Linked DNA regions of Homo sapiens: region 1 is linked to region 2. The links are chromatin loops, found by intact Hi-C in ENCODE. Cell type or tissue: gastrocnemius medialis. All regions are shown on one strand. Each heading gives the region's core, and the rest is flanking DNA. Links, peaks and the distances in the headings are about the cores only. Region 1 holds the start of MANCR (mitotically associated long non coding RNA). Region 2 has its middle 8.4 kb from the start of LINC02639.

What was found. A loop is a pair of places that touch in the nucleus more often than their neighbours do. Peaks named below come from ENCODE experiments on the same cell type or tissue, not always from the same donor. Only the 100,000 strongest peaks of a DNase experiment are listed, where the experiment ranks them.
Region 1: it touches region 2 in a loop (3-fold over the local background); 2 of 110 quality-filtered maps call a loop at or near these places.

What each region holds. Positions count from the first base shown.
Region 1 is chr10:4,671,644-4,684,223 of GRCh38, reverse strand. MANCR (mitotically associated long non coding RNA) reads left to right here and starts at 6,154. Exons shown (of 4, transcript NR_024475.1): 1 at 6,154-6,175. It overlaps LOC105376373 (a long non-coding RNA gene), which reads right to left. Exons shown (of 4, transcript XR_001747338.2): 1 at 12,565-12,580; 2 at 7,405-7,559; 3 at 4,649-4,821. In gastrocnemius medialis, for the core only: no CTCF peak of the experiment used is centred there; no DNase peak of the experiment used is centred there; H3K27ac peaks cover 6,150 bases.
Region 2 is chr10:3,819,226-3,831,805 of GRCh38, reverse strand. No RefSeq gene overlaps it. Among named protein-coding and RNA genes, the nearest start is that of LINC02639, 8.4 kb to the left of the region's middle. RefSeq lists enhancers at 1,219-1,807, 1,808-2,396. In gastrocnemius medialis, for the core only: no CTCF peak of the experiment used is centred there; DNase peaks (open chromatin) are centred at 1,863, 5,725 and 6,405; H3K4me3 peaks cover 2,303 bases; H3K27ac peaks cover 5,526 bases.

The DNA.
Region 1 (12,580 bases), core at 2,077-10,076, 850 kb before region 2:
TCATGTAGTGACTGTCAAAGATGGTTGTGTTACATGTCATAAATTTAACCATTATTAAGGACTCCCAAAGTGCTGTGCTGAGCCTCAACCAGGTACTTTTAGTGATGCAAACTTGGAGGCTCCTGGAAGACAGTCAATAAAATAATTTTAGATGAGGGGAGACTCATTCTAAACATGATTCATCCCTCAGTACCACGGTGGTAATCTGCCTTTAGGAATCAAGTAATGTCTCATTGAAATTTGAGGACAACGCCGGGATCATTGGCTTATGCCTGTAATCCCAGCACTTTGGGAGGTCGACGCTGGCTGATCGCTTGTGCGCAGGAGTTCAAGACCAACCAGGGTAACATGGTGAATCCCGTCTCTACAGAAAATACAAAAATTAGCCAGTCATGGTAGCATGCACTTGCAGTCCTAGCTACTCAGGGACTGAGGAGGGAGGAGCACTTGAGCCCAAGAAGTTGAGCCTGCAGTGAGCCATGATCATGTCACTGAACTCCAGCCTGGTGAACAGAGCAAGAGTCTGTCTTAAAAACAAAAAAGAAATAAAAGAAAGAAAAAGAAAATTGAGGTTAAATGAATACTATATTGATCCCAATAGTTATTCTTAAAGGTACTGTCTTTCAATATCCTCACCCATCTAATCCATAATGTTTTCTCCTCTCTTTCAAGCATCATTTAAAGTATTTCTTCAGTTTCCAGGGGGCAAAAAGATTACTGAGACTGCTCTGAAGTCCAATAATCATAAACAAAAATACAAGAGTGGCATCACTGCTAGGCAAAATTTATATCCAATAAGGAGACTCAGGCTTTCACAAAAGACAAATTCATGGCTTCCTGTTTTCAAAAAGGGAAGTGAGTAGGTAACTTTCTCTACAGGTGTGTGTCCAGCTGGACTTGAGAGAAGTGTAGCAACCAGGCAAGGGCCAGGGGATGGGGTAGAAACAGAAAGCCCCATTGTCTTCACCTTTGCCACCTCTTCTAATTGAGATCTAAAAATTCTTCTTTTCTCTCATTCACTTCTGGTAAAAAATCCACGTGCACCAGGAAGGCATGACACGTTGATGGAAGTAGCTCTTCATACTTCAGTGTGAATTTAAAAAGCTGATTAAAAATTTAACAAAAGGAAAGAATAAGTAGGGAAGTGCTGGTCATTTGACAGGAGGATACTCCCTGGTAAAAAAGAAGCTTATGGGTATAATAATAAGTGGCATTCACGACAAAACACACAGGGAAGTTGCTTAAGAGCCACCTAGCTCATTTGAACAACAACTCAAAGATCATATTAAATGGTAAGCAGAAGACATTTAATTCCTTACTCGAACAAAAGCTAACATGGCCCATATTTATTTACATGCTTGTACTGCATTTCCAAAATGATAAAAATATTCCCCTTTTGTTGTCAAGATATGAGTGCTTGCATTCAAAACAGGCTTAATGCCTATCAGTCCATTGAAGCTCATTAGCCAAGAGATGATTACTACCTTAACACGAACGATGTATATCTTAGCATGCTTTATTCAGCTAAAAGGAGTTTTAATCCTCATGCATTCTGACTATGATCTGATAAAAGTTTAATGATACATTAGAGCAGATGCTTTAGATTTATTTCTATGAATACCAAAGCAAGCCTTGGTTGAAATAATCTAGCCATTATCTTTTTGGGTCTTACATAGTTTTCCATGACTTATGTTATTATTTCTGTGTTTTTGCAGTTATCAGCAGAAAGTAGTTCCCATAGCTTTAGAATTGGTTATTTGTGTTTGTTGTTGGCCTTAAAATACTGTATTAATTCACATAGGGACACAGACAGATGTATGTTTGGATGTTGAGCTGTAATTTTTCATGAGCTGTTACAATAGAGTCTCATGGCTTCCGCTCGAACTTCATTTCCCTCTTCACAGTTAAAGTGAATATAAAACAAACACAAATGCTTATGTGCAGCAATTTTCTCCCACAAATAGGTCTGCAGTTATCTCATCAGGAAGATATATTGTATTTAAGCCTTTATTTGCCCTCTTTCACACCCAGTCAAGGTGGCTTAGGGAGTATCATTTTATCAAGTAGAATTAGAAGCACTTGGTAAGTTGCTCATCTTATGTATAAACCTGAAATTAACCTGTCGAATAGAAAATAATGAGAAACTGATTCAGTTCATCTGATGCTTATTTCTTGTGACTAACCTATCATTTAAAAGAACTAGTAAAACAGACATTTTTGGCCTGAGTTAGCTATATATTTACAATGGTTTTCTATTTCTTTTTGCACTTAAATATTTAGTTCCCTTACCTTTAAAATAGAATGTATTTTAAGAAATATTCTGGGAATGAAATGTAGAAATAACATATTATATACACTTCTGTACTTCTGCTGAAGTTTATAATATTCTGCTTCTTAAATACGGTTTATTATTTTATAATGTTGTTATTTTCACATGTATATTTTACGTGTATATCATGATAGTGTTTTGTGGATAAAAGCCAACATTGCATTCATTTGGGATCCTTCTATCACAAATAGCACAGCACATAATCAGTATATAGTAAATATATAAATAAAATTTATAAAAAATATATTATCCTGTGTAAATATTATATGCTAGGTTCTGAATAAATAAAAAATACAATATTCAAACTGAAAACTGAATGATGACATTCATTAACTGTCTTGCTTTTGAATCCATAAACAAACAATTTATCTGAAGACGTTAGGTGATGGCCGGCCCTAGGGCCGTGACTTGCAGAGTGTCCTTCTTTGAGAGACTTTCTCATTGGAAGCCCAAAACACTGTCCAGGGAAATCAGAGGCCACACCCAGGTCCTCAGAGGCAGACATAATGATCTCTCTGTTAACTATGCATTATAGCCATTGTACCTACTCCTAATATTTTTGTGAAATTTATTTGAATGATCGATGAACCTTTCAGCAAAACCCAAAGAAAAGAGAGAATTCAATTTCTAAAGGAAAATCATACAAGAGAAAATAATTTAGAAATATTTAACAAGATGTATTTACCTGACTCTTAAACTCAGACCTGAAAAGAAGAAACACTCAGGTTTTTTAGTTCAGATGCTTTGGGGGAGCACATACACTAAAAAGTCACATACTGTTTTGAGATAACTTTGATCTCATCAGAAAAACATTTGGTGCCGGGAGCGGTGGCTCACGCCTGTAATCCCAGCACTTTGGGAGGCCGAGGCGGGCGGATCACAAGGTCATGAGATCGAGACCATCCTGGCTAACACGGTGAAACTCCGTCTTTACTAAAAATACAAAAAATTAGCCGGGCGTGATGGCGGGAGCCTGTAGTCCCAGCTGCTCCGGAGGCTGAGGCAGGAGAATGGTGTGAACCCGGGAGGCGGAGCTTGCAGTGAGCCGAGATAGCGCCACTGCACTCCAGCCTGGGTGACAGAGCGAGACTCGGTCTCAAAAAAAAAAAAAAAACCTTTGGGAGAACGTAGCTTCTTCTTGTTCATAGGCTTGTTCAAAAGCTTTTGCTAATGATAAGTGAAAAGCAGTATACTTGATTATTATTTAAACCTCTAGCATGCCTTAAGACAAAATTAGCAATGGGGTAGTGAGGTTGTGAAGTGGCAATGGAGGTGATGCTGGTAGAAGAAGTAAAGGAGAGGAACGAGAGGAAGAGAAATGGTTAATGTGTAATGAGCACATATTTTCTGATGGTCATTGTCGTGCTAATTTAGTCCTCCCTGCCATCCTGTGCGATAGGTTCTTACTTTTGTTATCTTCAATTAATGGATGAGGAAGCAAAGTTTGCAGCAGTGACCAAGTCACTTAACTCAGGTCATTTAGCTTGTTCTCTCTCGCCCGGGGTCCTGGCTCTCCAACCTAAAGCATAGGCCCCATGTACACAGGCTTTTGCATTTTCCAGCGTCTCTCATTTTCCAAGCTGGTTTTTATATTTAAAATGTTATGCCAAAATAATTTTCAGTGATGTAAATGCCTCTCAACAGTGCTGTCTTCCCTGAGGTTACTTTTAACCCAGAGAAATAAAATTCTAATGATCACATTTGTGTCAAGGCTCTGGGAAGATTATCTGCTCAGAAGAACTTTCTAAGGATTTGTACCTTTGTATTCCAGAAGCAGCTGCCCAATTTTGTCTATTCGTTGGCTCTTAGAATATTTCGTCTATTCTTTGGCTATCAGAGAATACTAAGCAAGGAAACAAGCAAAAAATAAACCAACAGGAATTTTGCTGTCTTATTATGTCCTAGTTTCTTAACTGTTTCTGTCTACTTCCCTCCCCACCATATTTCTTTTCATATGTAAGTTTTTAAATATTTGATGATGGTGATGGCGCTACTGAAGTGAAAGATTTATGTATCACTTTTATAGTCCAAAGCAATGCAATTTTCTTGTGATAAGTTAAAATATTAAAGTTAACCATATTTAATTTTAGCCATCAATCTTTCCCTACTCCTGTTTTCAGGATTTTTTCTTTTTTGCAAGAAAAAATGAAATTTACTAGTAAACATTGTTAAAAAATTTTTAGGCAAATTAAATTAATAGAGTTTAATTGAGCAAAGAACAAATTGCTGATTGGGGCAGCCTCCCGAGGCAGGGTAGGTTCAAAGACTCCAGCACAGCCACGTGATGGAAGAAGATTTATGAACAGAAAAAGGACTTACAGAAAATGGACGAGAGGTGCAGAAACACCTAGATTGCTTACAGCTCTGCGTTTGCCTTATTTAAACATGGTTTGAACAGCCGGCCGCCTGTGATTGGCTGAAACTCCATGATTGGCACAAGAGTAGGTAGGTCACAGTCTGTTTACACGTCCAGTGAGGTTACAGTTCATTACCTACAGAGAAACGTTTAGACTGAACTTAAAATATGTAAGGAGGCAGCTCTAGGCTAAACTTGATTTAGCAATATAATCTACTAATTCTTTTTGTAATAAAATTATTTAATTTTCAGGTGATAAGATGAAGTATCAGTCATTGAGATGTTTCATACCCAGTAGAATCTGGGGTGGATATTTGCTTTTGTGAATGGCCTTCACATTAGGAAGTGCATTTAGGAAAATCGGGTATTGCATTTTCATGGTTATTTGAGCTCAAAGATTTTATTCCTTTATTGGCCAGATCATTTGGTACAAAGATCAACTAGAAAGAAAGTTTCATGTATTGAGTTTTTGGGAAGGGCTGTTTTAAATACTGTTAAGACGACTGATTTATCTTTCTTTACTTAGTAGGGGGAGGTAGGAGGGGCATACCAGAATTCAGAAGTGCGACCACCATAACCACTTCACTTTTCAATTTATTTTTCAGTTCTAGGATATATAAGCAGACAAGGAGGGTCTCTAGGAACCATAGGAGTTTAATCCACGTGAGCCATCAGCCTGATTTACAGCTTCCTGCCCTGCAGCCTGTTCTTCCCTAAACCCTGGGTGGACTATAGTAACCTAGTTGGTTGAAACCAGCTCCTGACAGACCCTGGCAACTTAGAGATGAACCCTGGTGAATCTTCCTCATGACTGTAACGTCTCCATCCTGGAGGAACTGTAGTTCCGTTATCATAACATGTAACCCATGTGTTGCCATGATGACACTGTGTCTGCACCGCTGGGACCCCTCATCTACATGCGATAATGCACCCTCTCCCCTCTCCATCACCCCATAAAACCCTCCTGCCACTTTCCCTCAGGGAGACACTGCTTTGGAGAATACACCCAGTGCTCCCCTTACTTGAGCCAAGTAATAAAACTCCTATTGATCAAAATCTGCATTCTCGTGGAGAGTCGTTTGTTGCTTGACAGGTGAATGAACGCTGTTTGTTTTTTTCGGATAACAAATATGAGGTATTAAACAAACAAACAAAAAACCCCAGACTTGAAGCTTTCCCATAATAACAACAAAGAGTTTGAGTAAGAATTCCACAGCTTGCCTTCATCTGTGGCAGACTTGCATGAATCATTTTCAAATAAAGATAATAACTCAGTTGGTCTTGTAGTCCAAACAAAATGTGCTACTTCAGGAACATTCACTTCCTATGTGGACTTTGCTGCTGAGTCAGTGTGAGACCTTGAACAAGTCTCTGTTTGTTTCGTACCATTCAGATTTCCTCGTCTGTAAACATTAAGTATCTACATTCACTAAAAGTAGTTCTGAATGAATGTTATTTAATGGTGCCAATGATGTTGGAGGATACCTGTGGTAAGTGGTTTAATTTATTTTTGCAAGTTGGTATAATATCCATACTATATTGACCTTAAAATAGATGGACAATGTGGATATGTGGATGTTTTTGTTATTGAGAAGGGGGTTGACTGAGAGTAAAGGACAGTTTGATTTGTTTTTCTACATTAGTCCTATTCATCTGGCAAATGTGAAATCTCCATTTCGTCATTCATGTTCCTAAGGTGGGTACTAGATATAGTTACATTTTCTTGCCAAAGTAAAACTTGCATCATATACTTAGGAACGTGTGGAGCACTTCTCAGAGCTGTGCTTAATCTCAGGTGCCCAGAAATGTTGAAACTTGTTTACAGAACTTTGGACTCATCTCTGATTTATTAACTCAAGTTATTCCCTGGACCTATAATTAACATCTCACCAGCCTGATATTTTCCTCAACCACTTAACACAAAAGAATGATTATGGAGCTTCACATGCAACATTATCCCTTAAAATTGACTCTAAACAAGGATTTAAAATAAGGTTGTTTCCATGTGCACAGGTGATCAAATCATTGTGTGATAAAACGATAGATTTTTTTATGATGTGTTTTCATATCTCTGTGACCTTTTTTGTTAGAGAGGTGATACCATTGAGTCCCGGGAGACTTAGGCTAACTCTTAATATACAAAAGGATAAATACTTTCTTCTTCAAATAATTCCAAGCTCGTTTTACTCCTTTAAAATAATTTTTAGATATACTTGTCAAATTCTGTGAAATATTCATGTATGAATTTTGATTGAAACTTCATTAATGATGTATTTATCCATTTCTTTTTCTTTTTAACTTAAAATTTATATTTGTTTATATAAAATTTCTGAACATATTATTTTTAAAAACTAGTTATAACTACTTTAGAATTTTTGGTAGCTATTATGGGAAGTTTCTTTGTATTATTACTTTATTATTGTTACATTATATAATTGTTTTTATTGGAAAATAATGATATTTATTTGTATATTGATCTGGCACCATAAAGCTTTCTGACTTTTTGTTTTAGTTGCTTATTTACATATTATCTTAAAAGTTCTATGAGTATGGTCATATGAGCCAACAATAATGATTTTACTAATACCAATTCCTGTATTAGTTTCCTAGGCTGTTGTAACAAAGTGCCTTGACTGAGTGGTTTTGAAACAAAGAGAGCTTATTCCTTCATGGTTCTGGAAGTCTGAAGTCTGAAATCCAGGTGAAAGTAGGGCCGCACCCTCTCCAAAGCTCCAGGGAAGAATCCTTCCTCTCCTTTAGTTTTCTCAGTGGCCCACAGTACTTGGCGCCCTGTGGTTTTGCGGCAGCAGGTCCACCTCTGCCTCTGTCTCCACATGGCTGTCTTCCCTATGTGTCCATGTCCAAATTTCCCTCCTATGAGGAAACCACAGATACCATGTATTAGATTATAGATCCCTCTAATCCATGATTACCTCATCATTAAATCTGCAAAAAATCCCATTTCCAAATAAGGTCACATTCACAGGTTCCAGTTGAACAGGCATTTTTAGGGGGCTGAAGGGTGGCACTAATTAACCCAGTAAACTCCACCAGCTGGCACCCCAAATTCATGTTCTCCCGTGTGCAAAATACATTTACCCATGTCCCCCAAATTCTTAACCCATTTAAGCGTTAACTCTAAAAAATGTCACATTAATATCAACTCAAAAAGTTACAAATCTCATCATTGAAATGATCTAAATTAGGTATGGGTGAGACTCTTAGTTTTCATCCATACTGGGGCAAAGTCCCTTCATCCACAGAACTGTAAAACTAGAAAACAAATTATCTGCTTCCAAAACACAATGGTGGAACGTATGAGGTTGTCTCTATTTTGCCTTCATATTCTGAAGAATACATTTGTTGGATGTAGAATTGTGGGTTGGCAGTTTCTTTCCTTGCATTACCTTATAATATTTTTCAACTGTCTTCTCACATCTAAAATTTCTGACAAGAAAAAGATATTTGAAACATTTTTTGCATGTATGTAATATGCCATTTTTGTCTGGCTTGTGAAAACATTCTTTCTTTGGCTTTAAATACTTTGACTATTACATACTTGCTCATTTTAATGATGTTTGCTCACACTTGGAATTTACTGAGCTTCTATAATCTGTAAATTTATCTTTTACCTAATTGAAAAAGTTCAGTTTTTTTTTTTCAATAATTGTGTGTCTGTATGTCCCATTTTCTTTCTCTTCTGCTGTGGAACTGCAGTTACATGGATATTGGAACTTCAGAGATTATTTCACAGGTCCATGAAGCTTTGTTCACTTTGCTTATCAATCTTGGTATTGTTCAGATTTTAAAAAGTTCTGTTGATCTCTCTGACCCCTTTCTTTGTCAATTCTATTATTCTGTGAAGCCCAATTAGTGTGTGCTTACTGCATACATTGTATTTTTCCCTTCTTGCATTTCTTGTTTGTTTTGTTTTGTTTGTTTGTTTTTGTTTGAGACAGCATCTCACTCTGTCACCCAGACTGGATTGCAGTGGTGCAATCTTGGCTCACTGCAGCCTCCACCTCCCAGGTTCAAGCGATTTACCTGCCTCAGCCTCCCAAGTAGCTGGGATTACAGGTGCATGCCATCACACCCAGCTATTTTTGTATTTTTTGTAGAGATGGGGTTTCACAATGTTGGCCAGGCTGGTCTCGAACTGTTGACCTCAGGTGATTAGCCCACCTCAGCCTCCCAAAGTGATGGGATTACAGGTGTGAGCCACTGCACCTGGCTGATTCTTGCATTTCTGTTTGAGACTTTTTCCTAGTTTCTATTTGCTGATGAAACTATTTGTATTTTGATTATTAAGAGCATATTTCTTTTTACACTACTGAGTGTAGTTAAAATAGTTAAAATAATATCCTATGTGCTTATTTCAACATATGTTCATTTGGGTATTGTTTTCCATAGGTTGTCTTTTCTCTTGAGAATGAATGAAATATCCATTCTTTCTTCACCTATTGACTGGATTTGTATTGTTTCTTGAATACTCTGAAGATGTAGAGACTGAATCCTGTTATAATCCTTAATAGAGTATTGATTTTCTAAATTTTAGCGGACAATTATTTTAGACTCATGAACATTGTGTTTTGAACACAGCTCAAAATTCATTCCAAAGTGCTTTGATCCTGCCTTGTGTATGCATGGTTTAAGGTTGGTTAGTTAATTGGCTGAAATTTGTGCATGGGATCTGGGCTCCCCGTCTCTGGCCATCTCCTTTCTGGAATATCTCCCTCACTTTCTGGTGGAAATGATTATTTCAAACTCTGTTCTCCAGTTCTTTAGAACAGAAAAAGTATGGGTTTTCTATCAAGGATTTACTTATTAATGCTGACTGCAATCTGCATTGAGGCTAAAATAATTGAGAACACAGGAAAATTACCCCATGCCATTCTTTCTTCCAAATTGATTCCCTCCTATAATCTTTCAGCCTCTGCTCAATCTGCACTGCCTCCAGGCTACTATTCAAAAAATTTATCCAGGTTTCGAGTGGTTATTTGTGGGGAAATTGGCCTGGCAGGAGCATCTTTGGCCATGCCTGAAGTGGAACACATACAAAATGCTTTTTTGCATTGTCTTTGGCTGAAGCCACTAATATTTCAACTTCCCAAAATATGTCTCTTCTTCATGTATTAACTTGGGATTTTCACAATTCTTTTATAATATTAATTTGGACTACAAATTTGTGCGAAGATCGAAGTAGAATTTAATTTGTTGTAAAAAGCATTTTCTCCCCCAACTGAGTCCCATTCAGATGGCTACTTCACTTGGAGTATTTTTGTCCCTATATGGGGGCATTTTCTCTTATTATTAATAGTAGCTTTTCAATAGTCCCCAGATTTTGCAAGTATCTACTTGAAATTCAAGTATAAGCTTAAGACAGTAACTAGTCTCTTATCTCCTCTTCTCTTATGGGTATTTAAACCTCAACCATTTCACATTCTTCTTTTCATGCTGAGAAAATTATCTTACACCCAGTAAATATGCAGAATCTTTAAAGGACTGAAAAAAATAGGGAAATGTTTAACGTAGTTATCAAGGTAGGTACCTCACACAAGAAACTGCTTGATGATGAACATTTAAGTTTCAAAGCAGGAAAGATAGCCCTTGTGATGAAGGCGATTAGAACGTGATACAAATGACTCTTAGTTTTTCAGTGGACCAGAGCAACAGTTACTGGTTAGTTCAACAGGTGAGACTCAGTCACAAAGAGTTTACGGATCTCGCTGAAAATAATGAAGACAGGTACCATGGCAGAATCACTACCCTATACACAACTGACTCTCTGAGATGAGTGCCTAAACCACATGGCAACCAAATAGGTATTATAATTAGTTTGTGAGAAAGTGGTAATAGTACTTGTTGCAAATCTTGATGTTGTTTTATTAAACAAAACTAAAATATAATTTTATTTAATATTAAAATAATGTTGCAAATATCAATTGATGTAAAATTTATTTGCAGAATCAAAATTCCTATAAGGAAGTATTATAACACTAGGAAGAAAATTATTTTAAGACAGTGACTCATGAAAAAGTGTTATGTGCTATCTGCGAAAATATGCCAATACTCTCTTGGCTGAGAATACGCCAAGAAGATCTTTGTAGTTTTGAACATTATCTTTATTACTTGATTAGCCACTTTTGGAACTGTAAAATGTAATTTAAATGGCTAAAAAATGAATACATTAAGACAATAAGCACTTTAGGCATTTATTATGAACCTGCTATATTTTTATGAAAATGCCTATCAGCTTATTATTTCTTTCAAACTCTAGTCAATACCAAATCTCATTTTTGATTTATGTTTTCCTAATAATGAATTCTTTATTGAATTTAGTTACATGACACTGAGAACAAAGATTTTGCCTCTGGCTGTTATCTAAGCAAGGAAGCTCAAAAAACATTATCTACATACTCTTAATTAGAGAAATCCCTTAAAATATTTTAAACTTCGTGAAAATTCAGACAGTCAGGAGATGCATTTATTATTAAGATTATTTTCAAAACCAAAGCCTTATTAATAAAAAATGAAATGAACAACGTGACTTTTGAAGTTTCAGTCTGTCCACAGCTAGCTGTATAACTTTGGGAATCTTATTTAAGATCTCCATTTCCTAATTAGTAAACTAGGAATTCTATTAACGTCTTCAAAAAATTGTTGTGAGGAATATATAATATATGCATAAAATGTGGACACAGTATTTGGGCCATGATAGTAAGTGTTCAAGAAAAATTTTTTTATAAACTTTCTTCCCTATATTCACAATTTGTATTGTAATTTTAAATATATTTTTTAGAGTAAACCATGACATTTTATTATACATTTGTTTTCACTTTAAATGGATCTTAGCTACAAGGTTGTTTGAACAATATAGTCTATTCTAATCCATCAAAATAAAAGACTAACAAAATAGAAATTCGAAATCTCATAGTGAAGTACACTAGCAATGAATTCAAAGATATAAAGAGAAATCTCTTGTGAGAAATAATAAATCCAAGTCACGTTGGCTTAAGTGATTTCTGGAAATAGAAGAGAATAGGCCACTCTTATTTGCCTGGTATTCCTGGGGGATAAATTGTGCCTTTACAATGAAACTAGTGGTGGCTTGCCCTGCCTGTCCTCAATAGTATAATGTCAGTGACTGCCAAGAATGCAGCTTTCCCAGGATCAAGAATGGAGCCTGCTTCTTTACCATGTTTCCAGAATGATATGCATGTTGCTTAGCCAAATAATTAAATACTTCACATTTTAAGACTTGTTGTTTTCTCTGATTATGATAAAAACAAAATAAAGAAAATATTTGTTAGTCTGAAAAGATATGGTAATGGGATGTCAGGGGAAACGACAGAGTAAGGATCTCTGAAGTTTTTCCAATCTATAAAAACAATGAGAATGCTTTCAAAAATGAGCAGAATCAATCCTTTCAGGACTTGGGAAATTAACCAAAGGCTTGTAACAATTCAGCAGGTTTATTCAAAAAAACTAGTTTAATCTTGGTAAGAGCAGCACATTTTATTGAGTGTTAACATTGCTTTTCTTTTCTCCTCATTTCCACCCCCACCGGGGATGACAGCCCTAAAACTCGCACACAGTAGTAGGAAAACCAGCAGCCTGCCAGCCACTGGGGGCCAAAACAAGTTTGGGGCTTCATCAAAACCCAATTCCAATAGGATCGTCACTATTTTAATTGTCTGATGGTTCCTGGAAGACCCTACTCACAAGGCTTGCCTTTATTTGACCTGACTCAGAGCTTACTCAGAGCAACGGTCTTTCTGCAGGGCATGTATTGAAAGTAGTTAGGAAAATAGAAAGTCACATATATGCATACAGCTGTGGACGTGCTCAGAAATCATCTGAAATGGCCATAAGCTCTCACCTCTGGCTCACCTTTC
Region 2 (12,580 bases), core at 1,491-9,490:
CAATAGGAAATGGGAAATTCTCTCTCTTCTGTCCAAGCCTGATGCCAAATGAAGGCATGTTCCCCGCCTTCATTTTCTGTGTTTCCATGTTCCAGCTAAATCACGGCAGTTGAATACAACAGAAGTAAAATTGATTTAACTTCTGAAAGAAAGCTAATCTCAAACAAAATAACCACTTTTGCAATATACAGCTGATCTTTCCAAATATTAAATAAATGGGAAAAAATAAAGCTGTACGTTTCGGAAAGTTGTTTTTTCCCCTTTCATCTCCTATTACAAAAGCCCAGGAGTGGTATTAAAATCAGTTGGCATTCTGTGTATGGAATGCTATAAATAGCTAATCTGCAAATCCCTATTTAGGATGCAAATCAAATCTCTACAGATACTATTTGAAATAGGAATTGCTTATAATTTTTGGTGGCATTTTGCAGAAAACCCTCTCCTTTTCTGGGGAAAGGGTTACTTCTGTGTAGAAGTTCAAACATTTCTCCATCATTTTGAAAACAGATTAAAATCTCATCTCCCTAATGGGAAAAAATGGATGTCCTGATTTGCATGCTCCGCCCTGTCTGTGTTTGTCTCACAAACTGTTATCAGACTCTTTAACATTTCACTGCAGGACTCTTCTGAGCTCAGTGCAAAGTATGGCATTTCAGAAGAATGTGTTGTTTACTTTTTGAGTGTGCTGGGGCCTGTTGTCTGGAACCCTTTCTTAATTGGCTCTGATGCTTGAGTCAATAATAGAAAAGCAAACAGTGGGCATATTAATATTTTTTAAATAGATGATATTAAAATCCTAATCTAGATGACAGGTATTTAGAGGTGCAGACAGCCAGTCTGAAGGCCTTCATACAACTGGTTAAAAAAAAAAGCCTCTTTTATCAAATCAGTTTTAGCATTTTCTGCAGCTCTGTTCCCTGCTGGTATGTAGCATATGACATGATTACTGTGTTCTAGGCATTGTGCTAGAATTCCCAAGTGTTGTTTCTACTTCCTAATATTATCCACATGTTGCTGAGAAGGTACCGTACATGCCAATGGTCAGAAGGTATGGGGAGCCTCAGAGGCGGGACGCAAACCAGGTCCAAATTCAACGTCCTCTTAGGTGAGATCATGACATCGCTTCCTACTCTTCCATGGGAGCTGCTTCCAGGGATAAGAGGTGTTTTATTTTTATTTTTTTGGAGACAGAGTCTTGCTCTGTCACCCAGGTTGGAGTGCAGTGGCATGATCTCGGCTCACTGCAATCTCCACCTCCCAGGTTCAAGCAATTCTCCTGCCTCAGCCTCCCGAGTAGCTGGGACTACAGGCGTGTCCCACCATGCCTGGCTAATTCTTGTGTTTTTAGTAGAGACGGGGTCTTGCCACGTTGGCCAGGCTGGTCAGGAACTCCTGAGCTCAGGTGATCTGCCCGCCTCGGCCTCCCAAAGTGCTGGGGGCCACCAGGTGTGAGTCACCGTGCCCAGCCAAGAGGTCTATTTTTTAAACAGTTCTATATGGTCAATTAATATGGGAAATACTAACTGAAATAATGTTTAGCAGACTTTCGTGAATTCTTAGAGCCCTAAAATATGCCAGGGGCATTTTGAGTGTCTAAGAGAGGGATAAGATAGGGAGGGTCCCCGGTTCATTTTCTCCACCGCTGCCTCCCCCACCACACCCCCTGCAGAGGGCACTCAACTTTGAGAATGGCCTTAGAAGGATATTCTCCCCAGAAGTGCAAGGGCTTCGATACGCAGCCCCCAAGGCACAGGAAAACACGGCCCAGTGGGCCACGTAACTCCAGCACCAAACTCCTGGGCTTGGCTCATAGGACAAGCATGAATTCATGGGCTCTTTCACATCAACACCAACTTGAGCCCCTTTTGTGCCTGGTCCTGCTTTAGGCACTGGGAACACAGAGATAAATCACAAGGCCCTCAGCCTGGGGCGGCTCATTCCCCTGCTGGGCAGTTTTCACATCCAAATTAGGGATGAATGTGGAGTTCTGTGGTGGCACAAAGGAAGGTCGGGCAACCTGCCTGGGAGGATGGAAGCAAAGTCGGTCCCCCCATGCTCAAGTGCCAGGTAGCAAGATAATCTTTGAGCTACAAGCTCAGGAAGAGCCTCTCCTTGGAGACTGAGGCATCCTAAGCATTGTCAGGAAACAGCCTCCTCAGCCCAGCTCTCAGTCCACAGGGACACAGGCACAGAGACCCCAGACAGTGCCCAGGAAGTGCAGAGGGAGTGAGTGCAACAGGACAGGCCTTCCAGAAGCTTCCACATGTCCTGGTCCTATCAAACACCAAGTTCAGGCACTGAAAGACACCCTCATGGGAAGCTCTTGTACTTTCTTGTTTTGTTTTTTGAGAAGAGAATACGGTTTTGTTTGTATGGGTCTTTTCTATTGAAGTTCCCAGACAAATGCAGTAGAATTTAACTACTTTCTAAATATGGTACTTAGGGGCTAGGAATATATAGAGGTGGGTGTCTCCTTCATATCTAAGTCATTCTGACATTCTTTCAAAATACATTCATGTTCCTTAGACCTACAGTGTGAATACGGGAATGCCAACCCCCCTTTAAAAATCTCTCTATATGTTTTTTGTATTTTATATTACTAGAAACTAAACTAAGGTTTGATGTCTGTTTTTGCATATATAATCTTTTCTTCATCATACCACCATTGTGTTTTTTGACAACAGTCTTCAGAGTTTTATTATTTTTGTTAACAGCTTAAAAGACAAATACTGACGTCCTTGAGCTTTTCTTAGTTTCAGTTTCGATTCTGATTGTAGTTTAAAGGGAAAGAAAGAATTACCCATGAAAACTTCACGTGACTAAATGAAAGGTCAAAAGACTCACTAGTAATTTTTCAGAAACGAGGGGGTGGGTGCCGAGAAGTTTCCTTACATACCAAGTTTCTTAAGCGATGTCTGTTATTTTAACATCGAGTTCTGGCATGAACAGCATTCTACAGATCTTTGCCTAGTCATTGTTTTATAAGTTCCTTTAAAACAGGTTTTTGTTAATGTTTATGAATTCATTCATTACATTATACACAAAGTGGTGTAGCTTTATGTCAAAGCAATCCCTCTCTCTCTATTTCCGGATGAGGACAACTTCACTTATCTGCTACGATGGACGTCAGAATCATTCCAAGAACTCAGAGAGCTCGTGCCCCACGGCGGGACGTTTGCATGTTTCCAGGGAAAATGCCTCCTTCTTCTACTTCCTCCCTCACCCCATGCACACACACAGTGACCCACACAGTCACACACACACAGAGACACAGGTACCCACACAGAGTCTCACACAGACACACACCTACACATACAGGCACAAATATACACAGATACACATATGGCCATGCACATGTATACAGACACATGCACACACAGACACACAGACACATATGTGCACACGCAGATGCATAGTCACACAGATACACATATACACACCCTTATACATACACATGGACACACGTCTATACACTTACACACTCACAAAGACACGCACACATAAGCTCATGCACAGCCATACACACAGACACATGCACACATATATACATGAACATACACACAGAGACACACAGCAGTACATATACACACATACACACCCAGCACACACAGACACACATGTACTGTACACACAGACATGAATACACACATGCACACGAGCACATACACACCCCCAGAAGCATACGCGAACACGGGCACAGGTGCAAGTGCAGACATACACAGGGTCACACACACCTAAATATACACATGGAGACACAGAAGCACACAGACACGCTCGGAGACCACAGACACACACATGTACATACAGGAACACACACGCGCGTACATACAGGAACACACACGCGTACATACAGGAACACACGCGCGCGTACATACAGGAACGCACGTGCGCGTACATACAGGAACACACGCACGCGTACATACAGGAACACACACACAGAGGTTTCTTTTGGGGGTTGGAGGTGGGGTGTTGAGTTCCCCCTCCTCAACCCTCCAACCAGTGCTTCTCCCGATTACTCTTTCAGGGATCGCTACCAGATGTTACAGTCCGGTAGCTCTGAAACAAGGTCCCTGTTGCTGGAATTTCCCAACAGAAGATAAGCCTGGTCAGGAATGAAGAGCAAGGAATTCAAGAATCAGATGAAGAGTGTTCATTGAGCCAGCATAACTCCAGATTCTCTCCTCTCTCAGACTCACCTTTCCTAAGGCAGGGAATCCTGTCATAATTATAGAAGCAGCTCTGTCGTAAGCAAATAACAGCAAAGATGAGTCCTAAAGGCAAGTTAGCGTAAGTTAACATATGTCCATACGGCAGCACCTGCGGCCCTGACGCCTGCCTCTATGTGGACAGGCATGCAGACTCGGGCTTGAATTCCTGTGCCACCAATCACTGCCCTGTGTCCCCAGGGAAGTCATTTGCCTTTCTAAGCCTGAGTTTGTTTCTTGATCCACAAAAGGGAGATGAGACTGCCACGTAGCTACATCGCCTGAGTAGGCCAGCTCCTTCCCCTTCACCCCGGAAGAATGCTTCCGGTCCCCTTCCCTCTGCCCCCGAGAATGCTTCCAGTCCCCTTCCCTCTGCCCCCCGAGAATGCTTCCAGTCCCCTTCCCTCTGCCCCCCGAGAATGCTTCCAGTCCCCTTCCCTCTGCCCCCCGAGAATGTTTCCAATTGTGCGGGTGCTTCTCCTTCTCAGGGCTGGCCCACTTTCCAGCCCACTGTCTTCTTGACATCTCTTCTGTGACAAATTTCTCTCTTTTTTACTGCAACCTCGTCCATGGAGGCCACAAAGTGAGTGTGTGTGTGTGTGTGTGTGTGTGTGTGTGTGTGTGTGTGTGTGTTGGGAGGAGTGAAGCGGGGAGGAGCCTCACATCACTTGCAAATTAGCAAGCCTATCATCACGTTTCCTAAGGAACGGATAAGAGTTTTCTCTAACAGAAAGCCTCACTCCCTCAGCAGTCAACTCACACCATGGCCAGCTTCAACATATTTTTAAAATAAAATATCCTCTTATGACATATGATGGCTGACAAACTCCCCTTTCTCCCCTCCCTATTACTCACTCTCTCTTCCTATTTTTTAAGAAGGCGGCAGTGAGTTTGAAGTGTTCTTAAATCAATCGCGCTGGGCCCTGGTGGTACCGGAGGTCTTGTCATGGCACCTAACGGTTTTAGTCTGATTTTTAACAGATTCTTGGACACCAGAGGCCCAGGGAAATGTTATCTGGAGGCAGGTCTGGGGTGAAGGCACGACCCTGGAGCCGATCTGCAGGATGGCTTGAAACCGTGAGCCTGTCTCACGTGGCTGGGACCCCATCCCAGAAAGCACTCACTACCCTCCAAAAGATTCTAGTATCACAAGAAATCCCACTGCCTCAGGTTTGGAAATTTCCAAACCTGAGAAAACTGAGAAATACCCACATAAGTACTTCCTACCACCAAACTGCCGGGATGCCAGCAAAAGGCTCCATATCGTCCCCATCGGGGTCCACAGCCTGCGCGTCAGCCGTGAGATTGGAAGAAGCTGGGGTTGATAAGCAGCCCTGTGGGAACCAGCTATAAACGCACACATGGAGACAGAGGAGCACACAGGAAAATGGAAGAACTTCACGGCCAGTTTATTTGTAACCAGAGCCAAAGCCTTGAGCCAGCCACGCCGGTCACCGGTCAGCTGCAGTCGGCCTCACTGCCCGGCAGGAGCTGTGGCCACCACGTCATGGAGGAGTGGGAGGGCAAGGGATGAAGAGGGGGAAGATGAGAATCAGAGCCAAATCCTCGTGGCTCCCCCAGGCTGTGAGGACGCATCCCTGTGGGTCAGTTCCAGGCCTGAGCATTCCCATGTGTGGGAATCACATGTTTATTAAAACGTCAAGTCACCCAGAACGCGTGTGTTTCTGTGCTTAGCTAGCACATTATAGACCGTGTGTTATGAGCCACGCGTGGACTCCAGACTCATCACCAAGGTGGTCTTAAGCACCAGGGTGGTGTCAGGCAAAGGTTTGGGAGTTTAGCCTTCTCTGAAACTCCTATTAGCACAAAGTCATTTACATAGGCTGATCGGGTTCAGGGGTGGTGACTTGGTATAATTTTCCTATCACTGTGTGATTCTATTCTATGCCTTTACGTTTTTTAACAGCCTCCGTTTCCCCACCTTACGGAGTGGAGTTTCTTGATCCCATTCCAGAAGGCGCTGTGGTTTGCACCTTTTCTACCATATCCACTCTGCATTCTTCAAACACTTTATTTAAGGCAAATTGATTCTCCCACTGCCGCCTCAGGTTAAGTCTGCTGAAGTCAAATTGCTCAGTCCAAATTCCAAGGTTTCTCCTAATCCTTTGCCACACACCCTGCAACTTTATCTCTCCCTGCGGCCAGAGGCTTCCTCATGACCTCACGGCTGGGGCATCTGCTCCTGGGCTTTGCTCAAATCCTTCCAGACGTGGGGCAACTGTGCAAGCAGGGAGTGGCCCTGTTTAGAGGGCCTCAGAATCAAATTTCCTTTCTCTAGTGATTGTCTGTCGGGTAGAGATTGAACACCAGCATGGTAATAGAATCCAGCCATAAAGGCATAAAATAATACAGCCTATTTAAATTATTTTATAGCTGGCCAATATCAATGTTACACACATATGCCAGTCATCAACATTTTTTTAAACTAAAGCTTTTTACCTTAGATAAGCCTCATCCTCCATTTCTACTAGATTCTTGTCATGCAGATAAGAATAAAATACTCAGCTTGTACCTAAACAGAGGTCATAAACAAAAATAACTGACGTTTTAACCAAACTGTCTTCTGAAAGATTGGAAATGTCTTATGAAAATATTATTGGGGGAGAAGAATGAGGTCTGTGGAACTGCATTTCAAACTCCTTCTTAAAATATTTTCAGCTTAGGCGAACAATGACAGTTTCTGCAAGAGTCCAGAATTGTAAAATTTACAAAAAAACTAAATATAAAAACTTGCAAATATCTAAATACAAAAATATCTAAATATAAAAAAATGGATGGCCATTTTGGATATTGTTCTTATATAAAATATTTAAATAATACAAAATTATAACCTGGATCCCAGGACCACAGGATAGATTTGTAGTCAATAAAGACTGCTGTGTGAGACATCGTTAGGCTTACAGTTTAGAAAGTTCCTCCTTCGATATACAAAAGCAACAATAGAATCATCTTTTCTTCTATTCATACACGGCGACAAATAGAATCTATTTTTTAAAATATTTGTTCTATGCACCACTTAGAGAAGGAGAATTAGCAGATCTAATTGATCCAACTTCAAATTCTGTACTTCACCAGCCAAGTGGCCCCAAAGAAGTCACTGAATTTCCCGGACTCAGTGTATTCTCTGCTGTCTCACAGGTAAACTGCCTGCTTAGACATCCGCACTGCTCTTGGAAGTCTTAGTGAAACAAAGAGGTTGAGAGCACCTTGAAAACATCACCCAGGAAACCTAAGGACCCTGTCGCATCCCACATTCATTCCTAAAAATCTTCACATCTCACCTAGAAAAATGAAATCAATGTTGGAAAGATGAACCAAAGCTCTGTGCTTTGAGATTTCAAGTGATGTTAAGACTTTCTTAATATAGGTTGGTATTAAGAAGAACTCAAGTGGGTCACAGACACAAGATTAATCTTCATGCCTGTTAGGAGCCTCCATTGTGATCTAATTTTGCCTCCAATTACATGGCAGTGTTTTATCAACAGAACACCTTTCTCTTCATCTAGACTGTTTCTCTTTGAAGATCAGAGGGCTGTGACTTTAGCTTTATTTACAGGTTTGGCCAACTATCTAATTAGTGAGTCTGATAATGTTTACATCATCACTTTGATAAAGAGGAGAAAAGAATAGCTGAATTTCCCAGAAACCAAGTATGATTAAAATAAAAATGTGTCACATTCCTCCTCTTTAAACAAAGGCCCAAGCAAAAGAAATGGTATTGATACCAAGAGGAGCAACGCCATGCCTGGCTGCAGGAAAAAAAAGCCATATATGATGCTGTGATTCCTACAACATGGTATGATTCTTTATTGAAATGTCAGTATTTATCTGTTAAAGTCTAAGTAATGGCATGACGAAGGGTCTTGTAATTTTTAATTCACACCAAACTTTCTGTTTATTTTAATTGGCCAAATGTAGATCAATAAACAGAACTGCTAGTCAAATGGGAGATGAAGAAGTAATTCCAATCATGTCATACCAGGAGTGTGGATATACACAGAAGGGGTTCAGATCCCTTCACATCAAAAGTGGTGATAACTTGATGTGTTCAGAGAAAGATGGCTTTTTTTTGGGGGGGTGGGGTGGGGAGGAAAAGAGGCCCATATATGTTCATGTAATTTTAGCAGTTTACATCTCCACCTTCTCTGACTGCAAATCCCAGAAAGAGAGAGTCAGAGAGGCCGGTCTCTGAAGCTGACAATTAAATGATGTCCAGGTATTCTTCAGGAAGAGATATCACCCTTGGATACTCTCCATGCAATTCATGAAAGATAACGCCAATTTGTATAAAATACAAAAGATACTGAAGGCATCACAAAATCACAGAGCTGGTCATCTTCCTAAATATATGGGGTTATATCATGCTTTGAAATGGAAGGCCCTGCAGTAGGTAATCTGCATGTCAGCACGCATTCTCCTGTCCTGTTACTAAATCTACCTCTGACTGCGTGTCTCCTGACTTGGGGTGTGCATGGACACTGCCTTGTGACCCGTCAAGAAGGAAGCTACTTACAAAACCATTACATTCACATCCATCTAGCACAGGATTTGAATGTCACGTTGAGGTCTACCTAAAGAATAGCCATGAGAAAAAATATCTTCATCTTATTGATTTAATATATACTATAAATTTTTAATAAATTTCCCCACAGTGGCATTTAAGAGAATACATTTCAAAGGGAATTATTATACCATTTCATGGGAAAGGGATTCTCGTGTTGACCCCAGATCTATGGAGAACATGAACTCAAGTCAGCTTCCCGCTGGGCTCTGTCCACAGTTAACCAGAATCATCAATTCCTTAGCTTGGAATTCGCTTTGTTACGGTTGTCTGGTTATCTGGTCTTTATCTTAAAAAGATCTTTTCCGCCATAAGATAAGTTTGCAGGCATGGAGTCTGGATTTGTGGTTATTGTAAGTGGGAATGCTAAGGGCCAACATCTATGAATAATATAAATTGAAATGGCCAATACTGGAAATCTGTCTTTCCAGAGATAAAGGTTATTAGAATTTATGTGCCTAGCACACAAGGAGAAAAAGTAACTTTTTCATTTTGCTGAGAAACTAGAAGGTTTCAAAGTAAGTGAAGTTTGTACTCAGTCATGGATTAAGTCAGCGAGCACAAACATAATCTACCGGGCACTCGTCTACACAGAGAGGAGACAGAGGTGGCCACAAGACCCCTGAAGGCACTGACCGATGACTTCCCATGATATCCCCCCACCTCTGACTGCATCAGAATGGATCTTACAAATGTGCATTTTCTTTTTCTTTTCTTCTTCTTCTTCTTTTTTTTTTTTTTTTTTTTTTTTTTGGACAGAGTCTCCCTCTGTCACCCAGACGAGTGCAGTGCAGTGGTGCCATCTGGCTCACTGCAACCTCCCGTGTGCAGTGGTGCCATCTGGCTCACTGCAACCTCCTCCTCTCGGGTTCAAGTGATTCTCGGGCCTCAGCCTGCCAAGTAGCTGGGATTACAGGCGTCTGCCACCACGCCGGGCTAATTTTGTATTTTTAGTAGACACAGGGTTTCACCATGTTGGTCAGGCTGGTCTCGAACTCCTGACCTCAGGCGATCCACAGCCTCCCGAAGCGAGTGTGATGAATTTTAAGAAATGCATACCCCTACCCCTGAATGGCCATCCCCAAATCCGCAACCAACACTTCTGCTAACACAGAGCCTCTGCGTGCAGACTCCCTTCCCGCTCTGCCTCCAGCATGCCCTGATGGGGTTTCTATCTCGAAAGATGAGTTTGGCCTGCTCTAGCTGTTCACGCAGTGCAATCGGACCCCACCTGTCTTTGGTGTCTGGCTTTTTCTGCTCAGCGTGAGACCGAGATTCAAGAGTCACTGGTATGCATTGGATCATTTTCCCACCAGATATTGCTGTTTTATCAAGTAGATACTGAACATTTTAATTACATTGAAATTCCATTCATGACTTAAGAAAACAAAACTATTTAACATAGTAGACACTGGGGGAACTTCCGGTTTAACTTACTAAACGGGTAATCATCTAGCAATCATTTTGCAAATGATGAAATATTACAAATATGGCATTCAACATCAGAAATAACCATCTAAATCTTAACCATATAATATTTGCTGAAACACTGAAGTTTCAGATCACATACAACTCTGCCCCCTTCTTATTCAGCTCAAAGAAAAGCTAAGATTAAAACATATAAAACATACCCTTTTAGTTTTTTAGAAATACATGTGGAATGAAATGACCTCTAACTCACAGGAAGGAAATAATGATGGCGGCCTTCTGCACGGCCTGACGGAGGGTGGAAGGAGGTTTGTGGGCTCACAGCAGGAAAGGTGCTGCTTTTATTTCCATTTGCGTGGAGAGACTGGAGCCTCACTCAAGAAAATAACCTGATTACAGTGGCAGAGCATCATGGTCAAATAAACGTCAGCAATAAAATACATTCTAATCTGGAAGCCCAGTGTACGCATATGTGTGTTTATGTACACATACACATAGGCATGCGTGTACACACATGCACACACCTGGATGGAATAAAGCCAGGGCTCCTCTCAATGAATTTACTAGTAACTATTCCACGAGGGGACCTTCCTCATCAGCACTAGCTGGGATCCTGGATGGGGCATGTCACAGAAATCGTGGTCTTTGCCCATGGAGGCAGAGGACAGCAGGATCCCAGACCCCGTGGGATCTGAGGAAGGGCCCTGCCTCCCTCTGGATGACTTCTCAGGCTCAGGCGCTGATCTCTTCTGGGGATAGCATTGCTTTCTGCCCTTACATTCAGCATCTTCCAATATAAACTTCTCAGCGAGTTTGTTTGCTTGTTTTAACACGATTTGAGCAGGTTTTGTTTTGTTTTGTTTTGCGACCAAATATCCCAGACCAAGCCACATGCTCAGCTGGTAAAATGGAATTTTTCAGCTGAAAAGCTATGTCGAGGTATAACTAGAACTCTGTCTGACGTTCTCCTTCTGCAAGGGAAGACCGTGTGGAAGCACTGTTGTTCTCATCACGGTCACACTCTCTCCCCGACAGAAAGGTGCTGACGCTGTGGGGTTGGAGCTCCAGTTGAAGGTGTGGCCTCTGATGCCCGGCCGTCACCATCTGGAAGGCTTTTCTGAGTAATCCAGGAAGAACGCGGCTTTGCAGAGATTTTGTGGAAATTAACAAAGATCAGTGGCCCCCGCTCTAAAGATTAAAGGAGCATTCAAGTGTGCTTACATCATAAACTCACTTACTTGACTCCTGTCACCTCTGAAAGCTCAAAACCATTTTTGTCCAACTCTCTACTTCCCCCATAGTGGGTTGGACCACTGGTCACCATGGTGTTGTCCTTACAGATTTTGCTCTGGCTGAGCCACGTTTTGAAGGTGACATCAGATAATGATCATTGTGATTGGACCTGGGATCATCTCAGTGCAAAGATGTTTCTTAAGCACGCACGATGACAGAGATAAATGGCGTTCACCAATGGAGGTAGTTGTGATTAATAGTACTTCTTAGTGCACTGTCAACAAAGCTGCAAGTTCAATAGATTCCAGTCAATTAGGAAGTAATAGTGATAGATCCAAGCAGCCTTCCAATGAGCGTGAGGGCAGAGTGTTCACCAGTATGGAGTGAATTGAAGTGTTTGCCTTAAGTCTGATTGAAATCTTTTTTTGAACCCTTCCATCAGGCCTCCATGCGGTAGGCCTGCCAGAGATAACCAGCCCAGCCAGGCCCTATGATACTCCACAAATTTAGCTTCAAAATATGCAGTCAATATTGCTAAGGGGTCGTAATGAGCTCTAGATTACGTTTATCCTGGAGATAAATGTGCTGGAAAGCCCGCTTCACTCCAAAAGGAGCATAGGCGCTCCCTGTGAAGATGTTAGGAAGCCATGACGTGAGATAAGGATGTGCCAGTATTCTAGAATGTTCCTAGGCGGGGCTATTTGGAATGAGATGGGGTATACCCCTGAGAGCATGAAAGAGTGATCCGAATTGATGGTTGATGGCTATTTCCCTAACCATTGTAATTTCCATTAATCTTCATTCTCTTGCTGAGCAGTGGAGTCTGTTGTTTTTATTTTTTGAGATGGAGTCTCCCTCCATCACCCAGGCTGGAGGGCAGTGGTGCGATCTTGGCTCACTGCAACCTCCACCCTCTAGATTCAAGCAATTCTCCTGCCTCAGCCTCCTGAGTAGCTGGGATTACAGGCATGCGCCACCATGTCTGGCTAATTTTTGTACTTTTACTAGAGACGGGGTTTTACCATGTTGGCCAGGCTGGTCTCGAACTTCTGACCTCAGGTGACCAGCCAGCCTTGGTCTCCCAAAGTGCTGGGATTACAGGCATGAGCCACTGTGCCTGGCTGGAATCTGC